Regions from separate parts of the Homo sapiens genome. Here regions 1 and 3 are each linked to region 2. The links are chromatin contacts, found by Hi-C or POLR2A ChIA-PET in ENCODE. All regions are on one chromosome and are shown on one strand. The core of a region is the stretch at or near the end of the contact, and the rest is flanking DNA. Distances in the headings are between cores, read along the strand shown. Region 1 overlaps FLYWCH1 (FLYWCH-type zinc finger 1). Region 2 holds the start of ZNF213-AS1 (ZNF213 antisense RNA 1). Region 3 holds the start of ZNF75A (zinc finger protein 75A).

Region 1 (2,700 bases), core at 135-2,634, 210 kb after region 2:
CTCACAGAAACATGTGCTGTACTGAATCAAGGTTTAATGGATTTAAGGCTGTGCAGGATGTGCCTTGTTAACAATATGTTTGCAGACAGTATGCCTGGTAAAAGTCACTGCCATTCTCCATTAACCAGGGACACAATGCACTGTGGAAAGCCACAGGGAGCTCCGCCCAAGAAAGCCTAGGTATTGTCCAAGGTTTCCCCCCACTGAGACAGCCTGAGATATGGCCTCATGGGAAAGGAAAGACCTTACCATCCCCCAGCCTGACACCTGTGAAGGGTCTGTGCTGAGGAGGAGGAGTGAAAGAGGGAAACCTCTTTGCTGTTGAGGTAAGAGGAAGCTTTCTGTCCCCTGCTCGTCCCTGGGAATGGCATGTCTCAGTGTAAAGCCGACCATTCGTTCTATTCTGAGATAGGAGAAAACCACCCTGTGGCTGGAGGCAAGATACGCTGGCAGCAATACTGCTCTGTTACTCTTTGCTACACTGAGATGTTTGTGTGAAGTGAAACACAAATCTGGCCTACATGCACATCCAGACACAGTACCTTTCCTTGAACTTCTTCATGATACAGATTCCTTTGCTCACATGTTTCCCTGCTGACCTTCTCCCCACCATCACCCTGTTGCCCTGCCACACTCCCCTTGCCAAGATAGTAAAAATAGTCATCAATAAATACTGAGGGAACTCAGAGACCAGCGCCAGTGCGGGTCCTCGCACATAGAGTGCCCATCTCCTGGGCCCACTGTTTTCTATATACTTTGTCTCTGTGTCTTATTTCTTTTATCAGTCTCATCTCCACCTGACGAGAAATATCCATAGGTGTGGAGCGGCAGGCCTCCTTCACCTGGCGCCCAGTGTGGGGCGTGAACCCACGACCCTGAGATTAAGAGTCTCATGATCTACTGACTGAGCCAGCCGGGGAATTCTTTTTTAGACGACCAATTTGGCCACAATTATAACATTTCCCCCCAAATGTTCTAACTTGTCCTCCTAAAGCAACCCCAGTCATTGCTTGAGCCATTAGGATAGCTTTATGCATGGCTCCTCCAATCCCATTACAAGCCTTCACATATTCTGTAACTACATCAACTCCTGCTGGAGCAATGGAATCTAATAATGTTCTCATAGAAGGTGAGTTGGGTCCATATTGTTTAACTCCTTCCTTCATGTCTTTTAACATTTTCATGGTGAAGCGTTCATATCTAGCATTAGCCACCGCAGGTGCTCCTGCTGGAGCCCCTTCCCCGGCCGGTACCGATTGTAAAATTACCAGGAACTGCCACGCCTCAAGATCTCCCTGTTTTCTAGCTTCATCAATGATCGCGTGCAGTGTGCTACCTTGTCCACTAGGTGGTGCTGTTGGATTAAGTCTCATAGTGGGCGGCTGAGGACACAGCGCCGCGCCCTGTGGTGCTGACGTATTAAACACCACCGCCATGGGTTGCTTGTACGATGCCGTGCAATTTGGCATGGCACACACCACTTGAGGTCTGTATTGGACCTCTGGAGGCAGCCAATACTGAAGCTCGGCTGGCAGCCAGTATTGATAAGCTAATGGCGGTTGGGTTTTATTTTCTACTGGCTGATATTGTGGATACTGTATCTGGATTGGCATTGCCGAGATAGAGACTATCCTTTTCTATTTGATATTCTCTTGGGGTTTGTACTTGTCTAACCTGCATTTGAGGTTGTAATGTTACAGGTATCTGAACCACGGGAGGAGGAGTTGGCCATTGTGGTTTAGACTCTGATGGCCCCACTTTTCCCCCCAATTTTGATGATTCAGGATATGTTACCTCCTGTAATTGATTGTAGTCAACATGGCTTTATGGCCAATTGACATTCCGGATTTGCATTTTCATAGGCCATTAATTCTACAATAACCTTTTGGGTGTTATCATCTGTAATAGATTTTGGAGCGGCACCGTGCAATCTTGCCACAAAGTCAGGGTAGGGCTCTTTAGAGCCTTGTCTAATTGAATTAAAAGACGGGCAGGTGGTTCCTGGGTCCATGAATTTTTTTCCCAGGCCCTGAGGCAAATAACCCTTACTTGTTTAAGTCAACATTTTGCATTGACCGAGCGATTACAGACTCTGCTACATACTTACAATGTGAACTTTCCATTCCTTTCTGGAATTCTGTCCCTTTGTCTTCTTCACAATCTATTACATAGCTTTCAGGGGCATCAGAAACTGAAACGCTATCTTCTCCTGTTTGAAACGGTTCTAAAGCTGCTTTAATAATGGCCCAATCATTCCATACTGTAAGTGGGATGATTTTACCTTCCCTATTTGCTTGTTTTAATTCTTTGCCAATTTTTTCCCAATCCTTTAGATCTAAAGTTCCTTGTTCTGGAAACCATGGGCAGAATTGTTCTATTGTTTGAAATAGCATAGTTAGATTTTCTGTACAGGCTCTAACTTAATCCCGTGGTCACCACGGGTTCCAGCCTGGAGAGGCAGAAAGGGCAAATAATGGGGAATGGGGCAGGGACCTGGGGGCAGTCAGTGGCAGTCATGGTGTGGGGTGGGGCTTTTTTGGGGCAACTGAGTGTGGGCAGATGGTGGGGTCTTTCCCACCTCTCAGCCTGGAATCGAGACTGCAGTCCCTGACATTTTCAGCGTCCTCACCCCCACCTCACATGCTGCAGCTCCAGTTCCCACTGGTCTCCCACTTTGATCCAAAGTTCCCTGGCCTGGGG
Region 2 (2,700 bases), core at 99-2,598:
TATGACACATTTATACCTTACATTGTTACTCTCTACTGAAAAGTGTATTATGCAATTTTCAGTAATCGATTTTTTGTTTCAACAATAAAAATACAAACTGGCCGGGCTTGGTGGCTTATGCCTGTAATCCCAGCATTTTGGGAGACAGACACAGGATGATTGCTTGAGGCCAGGGGTTCAAGACCCCTTTGGGAAGACAATGTGAGACGCCATCTGTACCAAAAAACAAAAAAAGCCAGGTGGGGCTCCTGTAGTCCCAGCTACTGGGGAGGCTGAGGAGGAAAGATTGCTTGAGTCCAGGAGTTTGAGGTTGCAATGAGCTATGATCGCACCACTGTACTCCAGCCTGGGCAACAGAGTGAGACCATCTCAAAAAAAAAAAAAAAAGAAAGAAAAGAAAAGTAAAAAGAAAATGAAAAAAATACAAACCATCTTAATAAAAAAGGGAAGATTCAAACAATATAGAAATCTGTAAAACTCTCCCTTCCTCAATACCATTGTACCCCCCGACTTAACAGTCTGACAAATGACGTCCCAGACCTTTTCCTGTGCTTTTACTAAAAAAGTCATCCATAGCGGGGAGAAAAGGTGCTTGATGTGTTTCTACATAAATGAGACCTTACTGCACAGACATTAGCGGCACTATGAGCTTCCGCGGTATGGATATGCTCTAGTTTCTTAATCAATACTCGAGTGATGCATTCGGGTTGTTTCCAATTCTTTAGTCCATCCTAAGCACTTTATTTATTCTGCTCCTCACAAGACCCCTGAAAGGTGCGCGCACCATTCTCATCCTCTGGTGACTTCGAAGAAGACTTTCCTCGAAGAGGGCCAGGACTCACCAGGGTCGCTCAGCAGGACACGGCAGGCGGGAAGGCGAGCCAGCCGGAGCCCCGCGCTGTCCACCGCAGCCTCGCCCGCGGGGCGAGCGGCGATCGTACAGGGGCGTCTGCCGGGGGACCAAGCTGGCAGAGCGGCGCGGGGGACCAGCACTTCCTAGCAGTGCGCGCGCCCTCCGGCCTCTGCCTCGGGGCGCTGATCCCGGCCACTCGGAGCCCGGTGCTTGATGTTGGAGCCAGGCGGCCAGAGGCCCCGTCCCCGCCCCGGCCCCCGCCCCCGCCCCCGCCCCCGAAACACACAACGCCCACTACGGCCCAGGAGATCCCACTTCCGCCGCGAGCTCCCGGCGCCGGAAGTCCTCGCGGGGCTCGCTGGGAAACTACGCTACGCAAGCATTCCCCAGCTCCCAGAAAGCCGTTCGTCCACTGAGCCCGCCTTCTCCATGACCGATGGCCAATGAACAGGAAGAATTCTCAGGCTGCCTATTAGAAGACAGAAACTCCATACGCGTCATACACCTGCACCCGGGAGGAAAGGCGAGGCTCTGCATCTAGATTTACCTCGTTCTCTTTTGTCTCCGCTTTTTTTTCACATTTCCTTGCGACCCTGGCCCTTGAGCGACAAAAAGGGGAAGCCAAGGCTGGCCCGAGGAACGGAGAGGGCACATGGCCTAGCCACAAGTGGAGCTTCTGCTCCGCCCGAAGGGATGCGCTGGAGCGGCCTCTTCCTTCTGCCACGGTCTTTCTTTGCCAACTAGTAGGTGAGGGCCGAAAGGCCGCGGGCCGTGGAGCTCGGGCCGGGGAGACTCTTTTCTAGCCTCTTGGGTCCCGCTCCTCCCAATTCCCTGGAGAGGCGTCGAGCTTGCTGGGAAGTGCCCTCGGGTAAGGGGCGCGGAGCCTCCTGCGGCGATCCTCTGTCTTCGGGTCGCCTTAGCAGGACGCGGCAAGCGGGACACTGACCTGGCCGGAGTCCCGCGTTCTCTCACCAGCTGCTTTGTCCACGAGTTGCTGCTGGGCGTCAGGGGTCCCACGGCCCGGAGGGATCTAGAGCAGGGGGGCTCGGGGTCCTTTCCATACCCTCGGATCCTCTCCCACTCTCTCCACGCCTCGACCCGGAGATGATTTCAGGCTCCAGATCTCTTTCATAAATGGAAAGAGTTTTTTTGGTTTGTTTTGTCTTAATTATGTAGGTGTTGCATGCTTGGAAGAGAAAATTTAGAAAATTAATTGGAAAACCATAAAGATAGCTTTCTCGTGATAGCCACAAGGCTTGCTCCCTCATTCTGCTCATATGTCACCCCCTCAAGGAGGCCTTCCCCAGCTCTGTAAACAACCTGTGCTCGGCGTTAACTTTTCTCCCTAATGTTTATCACTACCTGACATATACGTGTTTCCCACGACTCAACGATAAGTGTTCATGAGGGCAGACACTTTTTAATGCCCTATGACAAGCACCTAGAATTGTGCCTGGCACATGGTAGATGCTTAGTAAATATTTGTTTAATGAATGAAGGTAAAAAACATTTCTAATACGACCATCCAGGAATAAGTACTATTCATGTTTTAGTGTGTTCTTACAGTTTTACTGTTCAGACAGTTATATGCCTGTGAATATATATTATATATGTGTGTATATATATATATATATATATATATATATTTTTTTTTTTTTTTTGAGACAGAGTCTCGCTCTGTCACCCAGGCTGGACTGCAGTGGCGCGATCTTGGCTCACTGCAACCTCCGCCTCCTGGATTCAAGCGATTCTTCTGCCTCAGCCTCCCGAGTAGCTAGGATTACAGGCATGTGTCACCACGCCCGGCTAATTTTGTATTTTTAGTAGAGACGGGGTTTCTCCGTGTT
Region 3 (2,700 bases), core at 68-2,567, 170 kb before region 2:
CAGACAATGTCTCCCAAGTAAGCAACAAGATGCTCATCATTCTTTGCAACACACATAAAGGGTGCCATGCAGATGATTTATACGAATTTTGTTTTTTTTTTTGAGATGGAGTCTCGCCCTGTCACCCAGGCTGGAGTGCAGTGGCGTGATCTCAGCTCACTGCAACTTCCACCTCCCCGGTTGAAGCCATTCTCCTGCCTCAGCCTCCCGACTAGCTGGGATTACAGGCGCGTGCCACCATGCCCGGCTAATTTTTGTGTTTTTAGTAGAGACAGGGTTTCACCATCTTGGCCAGGGTGGTCTCGATCTCCTGACCTCGTGATCCACCCATCTTGGCCTCCCAAAGTGCTGGGATTACAGGCGTCAAACACCGCGCCAGGCCTATATGAATTTTTAACTGTGCTTACTTGATCTGGAGAAAATTACAGCTGACCTCTGTTTACAAAATATCAACTTGTAAAAAAGGATATTTTATTTACAAAATATCAAGTCGTATTTTCTTTCTGTCGCTGATGTTTATGAAATATCAACTCCAACAGGAGTTGGTGACGATGAAAGTGAAACTTTCTGCTGACTTTGTATTTCTCCAAAGGTCATTTAGACTTCTAAGGGGGGCTGAGGAGAGCCGTGAGCCTCACTTTTCCTGAAGTGAGCCAGCAGAAACGGCACCGAAATTCTGCCCAGGATGCCACCGGTATTCAAAGAAGTGGCCAGCTCCTTGCTGCCCACCCCGGTTCCAGAAGCAAAGAGACACTTCCTATGTTTTTGCATCAGTAGAAGCTGCTAGCCCTGAGGCTCAACCGACCGCATGACATCGGCCGGACACGGAAATGCCGGCGGAGGCGGGAAAGAGTCTGCGGGCGCAGCTGCAGGCACTGCTGCCCGCCAGCACTCGGATTCGCCACAGCCTGTGTCTGCGACAGGCGTGCCCGTGGGCACTGGGCAAGCGGGCAGTGTCCCAGCGAGCTTCAGCCGCGCCTCTGGGATACAGCTGCGAAAAGCGGGGAGAGAATGGTTTCTCGTGCCCGACGGTGGCCCCGCCTCAGGCTCCAGCCGCGCGGCCCGGAAGCGCCGCGGCCACCGCCTACGGAAAATGGCTGCCTCCCTGCGGCCGCCGCCGCTCCAGCGGCTCCAGGGTCGAAGCCATAGGGGAAGCCGCTTCTCGGTTACCTCGGCCAGCTTGGCTTCCGTGGAGGCCGCTCCTCGCTTTCTGAGGCTCAAACGCAAGCCACCGCCCGAAAGGCCGCCGATCTGAGGAGCGCAACCGCCAGCCCACCGCTGGCCTACCGCAGCCCTGTCCAGGTACAGAGCCAGAGCGCCGGCCGGAAGTGGAAGTGACGCTTTCCGAGGGTGGCGCAGGCCCGCCCTCTGGCTAAGGCGCCTGAGCCCGGCCTACTTCCTCGCCAGAGAAACTGCTGTCTTCCCCGGCGGTAGGGAAGGGTTAATGCCACCGAGTATCCAGACCCGCTGAAGCCTAGAGGGCCTTGTACCGGCTCACCGCGTGGCTGTCGCTGTCTCGTGTCCCCAGTGGGGGAGGCGTCGCACTGCCGCGTCTGTTCTGCGTGGCTGTCGGGCGGCGTTTGGTCCCGGGAGCCTCGCCGGGTAAGGGTCGCCTCCCAGCTGCGCGCGCCGCGTTCTCGGGCTTCCCGCGGCCCGGCCGGCCGTGCTCGAGCTGTTGCTGGGCTCGTCGCCGCCTCCTCGAGGAAGAGGCATTTTGTCCGGGTCGGGCCACTCGCTAGGTCAGAAACAGCGGCCCCCCGAGGGTTTTGTACCGTTTTCTAGGTCTCGTGACGCATTCCCCACAACTATTTTTTCTTGAGGTAGGTTTGAACCTGTGAAATAGGTTCTTTTTCTATCTCTCCTTGACAGAGAAACGGAGACCTAAGAAGTGACTTGCTCAGGGTCACATAGCTCAGCAGTGGCGGCCGCTAATCGGAAATAGCTCTCCTGTTGTGGTATCCTCTGCGTTTTCCACTCCAGTATTCTTCCCTGGAAAATGGGAACCTTGTTTTCATCTTATATCTCATGCAGCGCCTAACATAGTCACCTGGTAAGATAGGCATTCCACACATATTTACTGAATCATAGTTATAAGAATCTGAGTGTTTTGGGTGTTCAGTGATCTCTGAATTAATCCGTTTTTGTAATGTCAGTCTGTACCAGTTGAGGGATTATTTAATAAGTCCAGTATGAGTGGTTTCGGAATTACCAGTTTTTGTAACGTCAGCTTATACCAGTCAAGGGACTATTTATTAAGTCAGCTATGTGTAGCCAATATTGCAGAGTTGAGTAAGAAGTCTTTGTCCTTAAGCAATCTCTTGAAAGGACTGAGCAATTTCGTGAATATCAGTAACACAAGGGTAAGAATAGGACATAAACTGAATGCTGTGAGAACTCCAAGAAAATCCAAGTTGATTTGGGGTTGGGGGAAATTATAAAAGACCTTGAGGGATTTTGTCCACAGCAGGGAATGGAGACACTTTCCAGGCAGAGGGAAGGGTAGGAGTAAAGGCTTTAAAAGCTGGAAACATTAGACTGTGAGATCTTAGGTACGTTTTTACTGAGTTGGGCTGCATTTAGAGGAAGAGTTTTAAAAGTTAGAAAACGAGTTTATGTGGCACTTATACTGGAGTCCTTTGAATGGGAATGAAAAGAGTGCATTTAAGAAAGTAAATCCTGGCCGGGCGCGGTGGCTTACGC

What was found. Hi-C counts contacts between places; a loop is a spot of excess contacts on that map. ChIA-PET counts read pairs that join two places held with the same protein, here RNA polymerase II (POLR2A). Pooled maps may share reads with other maps.
Region 1: a loop to region 2 is called in a pooled map, with 2.6 times the contacts of the local background. The contact joins the enhancer-like site here to the promoter of ZNF213-AS1 in region 2. A Hi-C loop is called at or near these places in 1 of 168 maps with a recorded cell type or tissue (CD14-positive monocyte), 1 of 37 single-sample maps with no recorded cell type and 8 of 50 pooled maps. POLR2A ChIA-PET finds 5 or more read pairs at or near these places in 3 of 52 experiments (MCF 10A, WTC11 and activated CD4-positive, alpha-beta T cell).
Region 3: a loop to region 2 is called in a pooled map, with 6 times the contacts of the local background. The contact joins the promoter of ZNF75A here to the promoter of ZNF213-AS1 in region 2. A Hi-C loop is called at or near these places in 6 of 50 pooled maps. POLR2A ChIA-PET finds 5 or more read pairs at or near these places in 8 of 52 experiments (A673, CD8-positive, alpha-beta memory T cell, H1 and 5 more).

Annotation. Positions count from the first base shown.
Region 1 is chr16:2,925,880-2,928,579 of GRCh38, reverse strand. All of the region lies in intron 2 of FLYWCH1 (FLYWCH-type zinc finger 1), which reads right to left. Among named protein-coding and RNA genes, the nearest start is that of FLYWCH1, 15 kb to the right of the region's middle. RefSeq lists an enhancer at 1-430. Within about 2 kb of position 1,384, at least 4 of the 41 ENCODE cell types and tissues checked have a DNase peak (open chromatin) inside an H3K27ac peak, as active enhancers do.
Region 2 is chr16:3,133,530-3,136,229 of GRCh38, reverse strand. It overlaps ZNF213-AS1 (ZNF213 antisense RNA 1), which reads left to right and starts at 1,348. Exons shown (of 6, transcript NR_110900.1): 1 at 1,348-1,600. ZNF213 (zinc finger protein 213) reads right to left here and starts at 1,201. Exons shown (of 6, transcript NM_004220.3): 1 at 843-1,201. RefSeq lists a silencer at 911-1,140 and enhancers at 1,251-1,440, 1,451-1,620.
Region 3 is chr16:3,304,114-3,306,813 of GRCh38, reverse strand. It overlaps ZNF75A (zinc finger protein 75A), which reads right to left and starts at 1,317. Exons shown (of 7, transcript NM_001302109.2): 1 at 1,171-1,317. TIGD7 (tigger transposable element derived 7) reads left to right here and starts at 1,384. Exons shown (of 2, transcript NM_033208.4): 1 at 1,384-1,602. RefSeq lists an enhancer at 1,294-1,823.